Linked DNA regions of Mus musculus: region 1 is linked to region 2. A link is a loop called in an ENCODE intact Hi-C map of the cell type or tissue named here. Cell type or tissue: gastrocnemius. All regions are shown on one strand. Region 1 overlaps Qars (glutaminyl-tRNA synthetase). Region 2 holds the start of Ccdc71 (coiled-coil domain containing 71).

Region 1 (5,000 bases), 52 kb before region 2:
TTGCCTGCTACTTTGAAGAGTAAAAAAGTTAGGGCCGGGGCTGGAGAGGTGGCTCAGCAGTTGAGAGCACCGACTGCTCTTCCAGAGGTTCTGAGTTCAATTCACAACATGATGGCTCACAACCATCTGTAATGGGATCTGATGCCCTCTTCTGGTGTGTCTGAAGACAGCAGCAGCATACTAACATAAAATAAAATAAATCTTAAAAAAAGTTAGAGCCCTATAAAATTTTGTGCTTGGACTTAACTGGAAAGTAATGAATGTCCCTCCCAACTTATTTGGAGAATGCTAAGGGGATGTAGGGAGAGTGTTTATCACAGTGAACAGCTTCCACCATCAGTACACAGAAGGGTATAGGTGGGTCAAATTAAGCACCTGTCCTTGATGGCTGTCTGGATCCACAGAGAAGTACCCAAGGCGCTCAAACTGGAACTTGTCAAAGGGCTTTGCCAAAGCCACAGAGCAGTCCACTAATGCTCCTTCTACCACTTGTAGTGACGCCTGCAGACAGAGAATCCAAGTGGCTGTCCAGCTCAGAAGCCCACCACCCTCACCTCACATTCTATGAGCCTACCGGGTTCAGGTCACTTAGGAATCCACCAGGCACTTCAACAGGGTCTTCGGGGTTCTTGTGCTGGAATCTGTAGCCAGAGTGAAAGTCAGGCCCTTGCTGGAGAGCCACAGCATGCAATTCCCATCCTGTGACAGTCTCAATTCCAGCTATGTTCACTCACAGGCACTCATAGAGGCGAATCTCACACACCAAAGGCTGTGATACCCAGTGAATAAAGGCCTTGGGCTTCTCTCCAGCATCAGCTCGTCTACAGGTCACCTCCAAGCGTTCCACACAGCCACTGGAGCCCTAGAAGTGAGGAAGATGGAATCAGACCAGGGACCAACATGAAGACTGTTAGCAACACACAATCTTGGCCCTAGCAGGCACTGTACAGAAAGACTGCAGCTGTCTCTTACCCTGACAATATTCTGCAGTTCAATGACATAACCAGTGTGTCTCAGGCCCACAGGCTGGCCCGAAGCTAGGCGCTTATAGCCTGGTTCTGACTCCTAAAGAAAAGAAGCATGGAAGATACAGAAGCTGCAAACATCATCCAAGAACAAGGCTTCTCCCAACCTCATGTTTGTTAGGGATTGGCTCATGTAAAGCAGGAAGGAGAGGCTATTAAAAATAGACCTAGCAGTAAACCCCACTTACCTCCTTAAAGTCGCTTCTCTCAATGAAGACAGTGGAAGCAAAAGGAACCTGGTGGAAACCCTTGGTCTCATCAGCTGGGAAATTTGGCACTCGGATGTCCAAGGGCTGTAGCAGGAGACAGATAGCTGTTATCTCAGATACTCGGCATTCACACATGCTCACACACACACACAGAGGTAGGCCCACCTTGGGAGCAGGAAAGTTGGTGATGACAACTTGTAGTGGCTCTAGAACAGCCATGGCACGTGGGGCTGCATCATTCAGCACATCACGCACACAGGCTTCCAGAAGATGAGGTTCCATTGTGGTCTGTGCCACTGTGACCCCAACCTGGTAGGAAAACTCATCAGTCATACCACAAGTAAAAGGGCCACACCCAGCCTGCTTTCACCCACTAAGCCTACTGAATTATACCCGAGCACAGAAGTTGTTGATAGCCTCTGGTGGAAAACCCCGTCGTCGTAGGGCAGTGAGTGTGAAGAGCCGTGGATCGTCCCAGTCCCTTTGGATAAGAGGGTGGTCAGAAGATCTTAAACAGCACATGCCACAAGAGCTACAACCTCTGGCAGACCCCATGACCACACCTACCGAACAGCACCAGCTGCTACAAGCTGGAGAATCTTGCGCTTTGAGACAACAGCATAGTGCAAATTGAGGCGACCATATTCCCACTGAACAGGACAATAGACTTTCAGAGCGTTACATAACCAAAAGTAGGAAGACCGTCTAGGATGGAAGAAAAGGGTTAGCCATCTGTGGGGTCATAAAAAGACCACAGAAAAAGCACTAGAGGCCAACGAGAGGGTCCAGTGGGTAAAGAAACTTAATGCCAACTCTGGAAAATCAAGTTGGATCCCTGGAACCTATATGGTGGAAGAAGAAAGCTGACTTCCACAAGTTGTACTCTGATCTCAACACATACTGTGGCACCCACAGCCCCACTCATATGTATATACACCCTAAACACATAAGGAATCCCCCTAGCTATACCCACTACATGACTTCAGCCTCCTCACCGAGCCTGGAACTCCTTGGTACACAACGAGTGGGTAATGTGCTCAATGGAGTCACACAGACAATGTGTGTAGTCATAGGTGGGGTAGATGCACCTGTGGAACAGAAGCATTAGACTAGCCAACCAGTCTCTCTGCCCAATCCACAGCCCTGCTACTTCACCCTTCATCATGCCAATGTGTACCATTTGTCCCCTGTGCGATGGTGTGGCGTGTACTTGACTCGATAGGCCACGGGGTCCATCTTGCCATCTTCCATCACCAACTTCATTCGAAGTGTGGCCTCTCCTTCTGCAAATTTGCCCTTGCGCATTGCCTGAGGAGAACAAGAGCTCAGGCTATCTCTAAACACGGGTGTGTCTCATGCTTCGCACACTGGCCTACCCAAACCAAGCTGCCCTCTGGGACCCCACCTCAAAGAGCAGCAATGATTCTTCCTTAGGCCTGTCCCTCCATGGAGAAGGTAAAGGGTTATGGCCTTTGAGCTCTTCCACTCTCTGGTGACACACATAAGCAAGACCCCTGTGAAGAAGGGATATGAATGTACAGGAGGCCCAGGACCTGGTCAGCTGACCGGGCTCAACATTATGGACCTAACCTTACCCATGGATGAGTTCCACGGCCCAGGCATACAGCTGGTCAAAATAGTCAGAAGCATATGTCACTTTGTAAGGTGTATAACCTGGAGTGATGTGAACATAGTATGAAAAGCCAGTAGGAAACACTAACGGGCACGGCCATGGCCTACAAAAGAGATCTACTTCCCACCAACCCTGCCCAGGCCTCAAGCTCATCATACCCAGCCAGGTCACCATGTCATAAATAGCAGTGAAGAATTTTGCTTCTTCTTTCTCAGGGTTGGTGTCATCAAAGCGCAGAAAACAGATACCATTGTTGGCCTAAGAGAGTTGGAGGACCACACCCATCAGCCCTAGAGTCCATACCATTAGCCTTACATTCTCAAAGTCCAAGCTTATCAAATGTAAAAGGCAGCCAATGAGATAGTTCAGCAGATAAGAGGAGTTGCCTAGCAAGCTGAATGACCTCAGTTGGATCCTCAAAGTCTATGATGAAAAGAACCAACTCCACCAAAGTCTGTCTTTGACATCCATGAATGTTCAATAGCATGAGTATGCATGAGTGCTTGCGCTCGTGCACACACACACATCATTTTTTTCCCTTTAGATTTATGTGTTTGAGTGTTTTGCCTGCATGCATATGCTTTCACCATGTGTGTGCCCAGTGCCCTCAGAGGGCAAAAGATGATTTCAGAAGAAAACATCCCCGAAAACTGAATAAGCCACCATGTGGGTGATGGGAACTGAACCAAGTTCTCTGCAAGGCCAACAACTGGTCTTAACCAATGAGCCATCTTTTCAGCCACCTAGGAATATTTTTTTAATTAATGTCTTCTATTGATGACTGCCAAAAAATAAATTGAAAAGTTAATATAAGGAATTGAAGAAATGCATCTTCCATGGGGCATAGCGGTGCACCCCTTTAATCCCAGTACCTGGGAAGCAGAGGCATGTGATCGCCACAATTCAAGGCCATCAGGACTCTACAGTGAAACCCTATCTAAAGAACCATTTTAATTTTCCCCATTAACCCAGTATTTCCTGACAATAGCTGTTACATGGAGTTTTTCTCTAGGGCCTCTGTCATCAGCTACAAAAGGCAAGACAGAAATATACCTTTCTGGAATGCAGTCATGGGAGTAGACAGTGATCATATTACTTGCCAGGACCTAGACAAATGCTTACCTTGGCATAACCAAAGTTGAAATTGATGGCTTTGGCGTGTCCAATATGCAGGATTCCATTGGGCTCTGGAGGGAACCGCGTACGTACCTAAGTAAAGGAATGGGATAAAGGGAATGGGACCAAAGCTCAGATCACCTACTGAAATAGATGAGATGAGGCAGCCTAGGCAGTCAAGTGTCTGCCTGGCCACACCCCCACACACCTGTCCCCCAGTGATCTCCAGGTGCTGCTTCAGCAGATCCATGGTATATGGAGTGATCACATAGCCTGGCGTCTTGTAGTTCTCACCTGCCAGGATCAGAATAGAGCTGATGACCAGGAGCAGCTGTCAGGCAAGGATCCTGACTTACAGGTGTGACTGTAATGCTAACCACCAGCACACCCCAGAATTTCGAGTTACCCCCTCACCTGGCTTATGAAACTTAAGTGCCTCCCCCCGGAGCTGCTCCATCAGAGACAGGGTCTGGCCAGCCACTTCACCTGCAGAAGAAATCAAGAACCTTGCCTCATCTTTGTTGTTTTTCTTTTTGATTTTTCTTTTTTTTTTCCTGTCTTTTTAAAAAAAAAGATTTATTTGTCTATTGTATGTAAGTACACTGTAGCTGACTTAAGACACACCAGAAGAGGTCAGCAGATCTCATTATGGATGGTTGTGAGCCACCATGTGGTTGCTGGGATTTGAACTCAGGACCTCTAGAAGAGCAGTCAGTGCTCTTAACCGCTGAGCCATCTCTCCAGCCCATAAGTTATATTTTAATGAGCTATTTTTAACAAAGAAGGCCTGACAATGTGGAACTATCTGTCATATGCATGACTAAGACAACCTAGTATAAAAACAATATTATCTCTTAAATTATTTGTTCCTCTGTGTAGCCCTGGCTATCCTGGAACTCACTCTGTAGACCAGGCTGGCTACAAACCAAAGATCCACCTGCCTCTGCCTCTGCCTCTGCCTCTGCCTCTGCCTCCCAAGTGCTGGGACTAAAGGTGTGGGCCACCACCGCCCGGCCC
Region 2 (5,000 bases):
AAGGTGGTCCGGCCTGCAGGGACTGACACAGCAGTTTTGGGAAGTGACGTGGCAGGTGGGTTGATGGTACGAGCTTGTAGCTTTGTCTGGCTGGGGGGGCTGGCTGTGCATGAACTATAACCATAGACATCTCCACTTCGAAGAATGGTCGGTTGGAAGCCATCATCTCGCAGACCCTGGAGGAAGGCCACGAGCTGGGCCTCTGTGGCACTGAGATCCTGGCTCATGGGATTAAACACAAGCAGGGCCTCTTCCAGGGCTTTCTTCCCTGCCGTGGAGATACGTGACCACGAGTGCACAGCTTTCTCCTCCACAGGCTGCACTACCATGCTCATGGCATTGGGCACTGCAGGCTTGCCTGGGTATCCACAAACCAGCACTTGGCACCTCCAAAGCAAGAAGAAAAGAGTCGATGAGAATGGTACCAGGACACAGAGCTTAAAAAAAAAAAAAGGCAGGCGGCTTGAGCCAGGCTCCCTCCCTCTGCGACAGAAAGGCCTGGCCAGAATAAATCTCTCCAGGGTCTCCTGACCATCTCTACCACGTTGGGCCATTTCTTTGGGATATATGCTCAGAAGCACCTCAGACCATCTACCCTACCACCGGGCTTCTGTGGAGACTTAGATCTAGCTCGTTTTAATGCAATGGCATTTTTCTTTTCTGGCTTTAAGTCAAGGTCCCTCATCAGCTAGGCTGATCTCTAACTCTGTATAGAGCTGAGGCCAGCCTTGGACCCCCAGCCCCTCTGTCTCAAGTGCTGGGATTACAGGCAAGTGCTACTATCGCGCTTAGTTGATTAGTACAAAGGGTCTCACTACAGTACAGGTCTGGCTGTTCTGGAGTTTGCCATGAGGTCCAAACTGGCCTCAAACTCAGACTCCTCCTCCTGAAGCCTCCCAGCTGTTAGGATCACAAACGCGCGCCAAGAGCTCAGCTACATCCTACTCTTTCCTCTTTGACAGGGAGCTTGCTATGCTCCCGGTCTGGAACGTGTCGATGCACACGATCTGCTGCTCAGCTGCCCAACACTGTGCACTACCACGCCTGTTTCCTTTTGATTCTTTTCTTTCCTGGTGTTCTAAATATCTAGACTCAGTCCCAGGAATATAAGCAAATACCTCAGTCCTCAAAGAACCCAGTCCGGAAGTGAAGACACAGCTGCCATTAAAGGTTCTTAGAAGCAGATGGTGCTCTCCAAGCCAGCTTCTAATAGGTTAGGGAAGGACTCCTGGAAGCAGTAACATCTACCTATCTGTCTGCGTGCCAACCAAAAAAGGAGCAGGTACAAATGGAGCAAAAAGGGTAGCAACTCCTGCAGAGGCTATCAAGTAAAGAAGAGTACGGACCATATGGATGAAGGCCAGGCTGTAGCTGAGGAAGACAGACTAAGGCCTTTGAACATAGGCCCAAAGACCCAGACTTACACCACCTGATGTCCACCCCACCACTGTTCATCCAACTGCCAACGTTCCAGTGCAGGGGGTGGCTCATCTCCTTACCAGAGTCTATAGACAGGATACTCAGTGACCTGATTCCTAGCTCTAGTCTTGGAGTTCAAACCCAATATAAGACACAGACCCGCCCAAAAAAAAAAGACAGTTGCAAACATCTCTAAGGCAAGCAAGAGACCAGGCAACGAGACCAAGGAGTTCAAGGTTTGACGACAAAGGACAGGGAAAGATTCCAACTAGGAAGGTAGGCCAAGCCGTAGCGCTTAAAAGGCAACAGACCTTAGATGTTAGTGGTCCCAACAGATGCAGCTGTCTGGGACCACTCAAATCGTCCTATGCTTCCTTAAGGAAGCCATGGCTGTCACTCAGAAGTTACACCCAGCACTCCAACGCAGCATCTGAGGGCTTCCCGAGTCAAAAGGTAAATTCCCCAGCTGCACCGGAGCGTTAAAAGATCAGCTGGGATGAGACAGGTCCCTGGAGTCTAGGAGCCCGTCTGTGCCGCCGCTCTGCACAGCTCTAATGAAGCAGACACACAGTCCTCAGACTCCCCGGAGAAAGTGCCCTGGGGCTCTTTGTTTGGAAACATTCTTGGATCCTCAGGTGTCTGAGGCACTTCCCCTCCCCAGAGGATGCTCTTCAAGTACAATCCAAGTTAATGCTTTCATTTATTTATTTATTTATTTATTTATGTTTTGAATGGGTGGGCTATGAACTGTAGGACAGAGGGGGACGACCTACCTCCCACCCCAAACCTCCGGCGCTCATATTACGGGGCGGGGACCAAGGGGCTCTTTGCCTAGGTCATTCTGAGCCCATGGGAGGGAGGGTGCTTCTTGGCTCTCAAGAAGCTTTGTAAACAGAGGCTGCAGCCAGGCTGACTTTTGCCTTCACACATTCCTTTGGGGCCAGCACAGGAAGTTGACAGAAGACTGGGGGCGGGCATACTAATCGGGCGGACTGGGATCAGGGGCAGATCGGGGCCCTCAGGCGGGGAGACCGAGGCCCCGGGGCCTGAACGGCGACGGGGAGTCGGGGTTACGGCGGCGGCGAAATGTGTAAGGTGGGCAGTGGTCGCCCGACAGGATCCTCAGAACCCCCAGGGTGGGGTCCTGGGTAGGGGTGGGGTGTCTCGGCCAAGCCCTGGGAAAATGAGGATCCCGGAAGGGCCGGCCACCCAGTCCCTTCGCCCTGCCGCCCTGTGGCCTCATGGGCAGCCACTCCGCACCACCGCTAGGCCCGCGGCTCCAACCTACCGGCGCCGCCGCGGGGACCCAGGACGCACCTCTGCGCCGCCTCCGCCGCTCCAACATGGCCGCCTGCTGCGCGCCGGAAGTACACCGTGCTTCCGCTTCCGGGATCTAGCCCGCCTGGTGACCCTTGACCCCTAGAACTCTCCCCTCCCCCCCCAAGTCTGGGGGCGGAGCAGGTTGAGTACTTCGGAGGGCTGCCTGGAGGGGGTGGCCTCGGAGGTGACAAGTCCAAACCTATCTGATCCAGTATGGGAGCCTGTGCACATAGAAGGCAAAAGTCACAGGATCCCAGTCAGGATTGGACTAAGGACCACTTTTCTAAAATGTCCTGGTAATATAGGAGTCAAAGTGACTCCTGGCAAGCTCTATGCTATTCTACACCCCAGGACCTTACTCTTTCTCTGGCACCTGATCAGAAGAGAGTGTGCCTGACAGGGATTATCTCAGGAAAGTCCCCTTGTTTCACCACACAAGTACTTCCTGAAAGAGTAGCAGGCGCTCCTCTCCTGAGAATGGGCTTAACCCTGGCACACTGCATGAAAAGCTGGTATATACATGTAGGCACAAGTAATACACAGCAGCCTGGGGCTGTAGATGGCCAGTCTGTAAGTCACAGTACATCAATGTGGGCCTGAATATACTTGCTCAGGTATGTATACACAGTGGAGTGCCAAGATCTGGCTCAGCCAAAGCACCTCGAATGGCACAAAGTAACACTTTTCAGTCGTTACAGTGCCCAGAATCCGTTGGCTCTGTTGGCAAAGAGATTGCAAACTCAGTCCTACCTATGTCCTGTAGACAACACAAGATGGTTAGTTACAGAGCCCTCTCCTCAGCAGTATTTGAGGACACAGGTTAAAACTAACTCTAGGAATCTGAGACCTCAGATGAACAGTCAGCATATTTTCCAAACCTTGTCCTTTTTGGAGACAGTGTATCCCTACATAGCCCTGGATTCCTGGGATCAAAGGTGGCATGTGCTGCCATGCCTGGCTTCACAGCTTTAAGGAAAGGACCCCCTTGTCAGATGCTTCCTAGTCCAGTTTAGGAGGCATCAGGAAAGCTTTGGTTTCATGGATGAGGGAGTGAAGGCATCTGGACCTGTCTAAGAGTTTGGGGTAGGTAGACAAGGGTGTTTGAAGTGCTTCATGTGGGAGCTGGATACTAGCCTTCTTCCTCTTTTGTACGACTGAAAGATCCTTAGCTGTTCTGTGTTTCCCAGCCTATGTAGAGGGATCTGTCATCTTTAAAGATAAGTATCAACCACCCATCAATACCCAAGGCCTCACTTGATGCCTGTTTACTTCTCAGAGCTTTGGCACCGACAGGAGACTCCTGACAGTTTCTGGGTAGCCAAGTACCCAAGAGGAACCACAAAATCTGCGGGCAGTCTGGGGTCAGTACCTCCAGTCATTTCTCTTGGTAGAGAAAAAGGGCCTTATGGACCTACACCAGGATGAGCCATAACTATGCAAACAGAAGCCACTTCTGCCAAGAGGCAGAGCTTGGTGCCTTCCAGGCATAGTAGCAGGCCAGATGTGCTCTAGCAGGCCAAATGTGCCCTAGAAGGAGATTCCTCTCTTGCATTATCAAACCCAGAGGTCAGAGCAAAATGGAGGACAAGAAGGCTGGGTCCATTCTCTCTCTGTTCCTTCTCTCTATGGCTACTGAGGGAACGGTGAAAGTGAGGGAACCTAGCTATCAAAGGGGGATACACCTTGGTGTTACAACTGATGTGGGACTCTCATCAGAGCACAGCTGTCACTTGACCTGGTTCTTGACAGCTGCTGGCTCTACATCGGCGTAACCTGAGGCAGCGAGGTTGAGGTGGGAAGACACCTGAGGCATTTCCATGGTCCATCCCTTGCTCTCTACTTGACATCTTCCATGGTCATTGGTGAGGTGAAGCCACATCCATCTTATCGGAGACAACTGGTTGACCAGGTGGGTTAAGATACAGTTTGGGAAAGATTTGCTTTAATAGGTCCTACTTTGAAAAGCCAGAGCCGGGGCTGGAGAGATGGCTCAGCGGTTAAGAGCACTGACTGCTCTTCCAGAGGTCCTGAGTTCAAATCCCAGCAACTACATGGTGGCTCACAACCATCTGTAATGAGATCTGATGCCCCCTCTTCTGGTGTGTGTCTGCAGACATCTACAGTGTACTCATATAAATAAAATAAATCTTAAAAAAAAAAAGAAAAGAAGAGAAGAGAAAAGAAAAGAAAACCAGAGCCAAATCTGAGGTGTGAAATTGGGTTCCATGCATGGTAGGCCCTTTCTCCTCTGTGTGTGTGTG

Evidence for each region. Peaks named below come from ENCODE experiments on the same cell type or tissue, not always from the same donor. Only the 100,000 strongest peaks of a DNase experiment are listed, where the experiment ranks them.
Region 1: it touches region 2 in a loop (2.1-fold over the local background); 2 of 42 quality-filtered maps call a loop at or near these places.

What each region holds. Positions count from the first base shown.
Region 1 is chr9:108,510,608-108,515,607 of GRCm38, reverse strand. Qars (glutaminyl-tRNA synthetase) reads right to left here. Exons shown (of 24, transcript NM_133794.2): 8 at 4,398-4,469; 9 at 4,192-4,277; 10 at 3,990-4,076; 11 at 3,026-3,125; 12 at 2,830-2,908; 13 at 2,640-2,748; 14 at 2,412-2,542; 15 at 2,230-2,322; 16 at 1,802-1,939; 17 at 1,628-1,715; 18 at 1,400-1,543; 19 at 1,214-1,318; 20 at 973-1,065; 21 at 735-862; 2 more. Among named protein-coding and RNA genes, the nearest start is that of Qrich1, 4.0 kb to the left of the region's middle. In gastrocnemius, no CTCF peak of the experiment used is centred here; no DNase peak of the experiment used is centred here.
Region 2 is chr9:108,458,325-108,463,324 of GRCm38, reverse strand. It overlaps Ccdc71 (coiled-coil domain containing 71), which reads right to left and starts at 2,772. Exons shown (of 2, transcript NM_133744.5): 1 at 2,708-2,772; 2 at 1-387. The coding sequence starts at 335. It overlaps Gm51295 (predicted gene, 51295), which reads right to left and starts at 4,231; the gene lies at 4,165-4,231. It also overlaps a transcript of Klhdc8b not described here. In gastrocnemius, no CTCF peak of the experiment used is centred here; DNase peaks (open chromatin) are centred at 2,507 and 2,807; H3K4me3 peaks cover 2,663 bases; H3K27ac peaks cover 2,344 bases.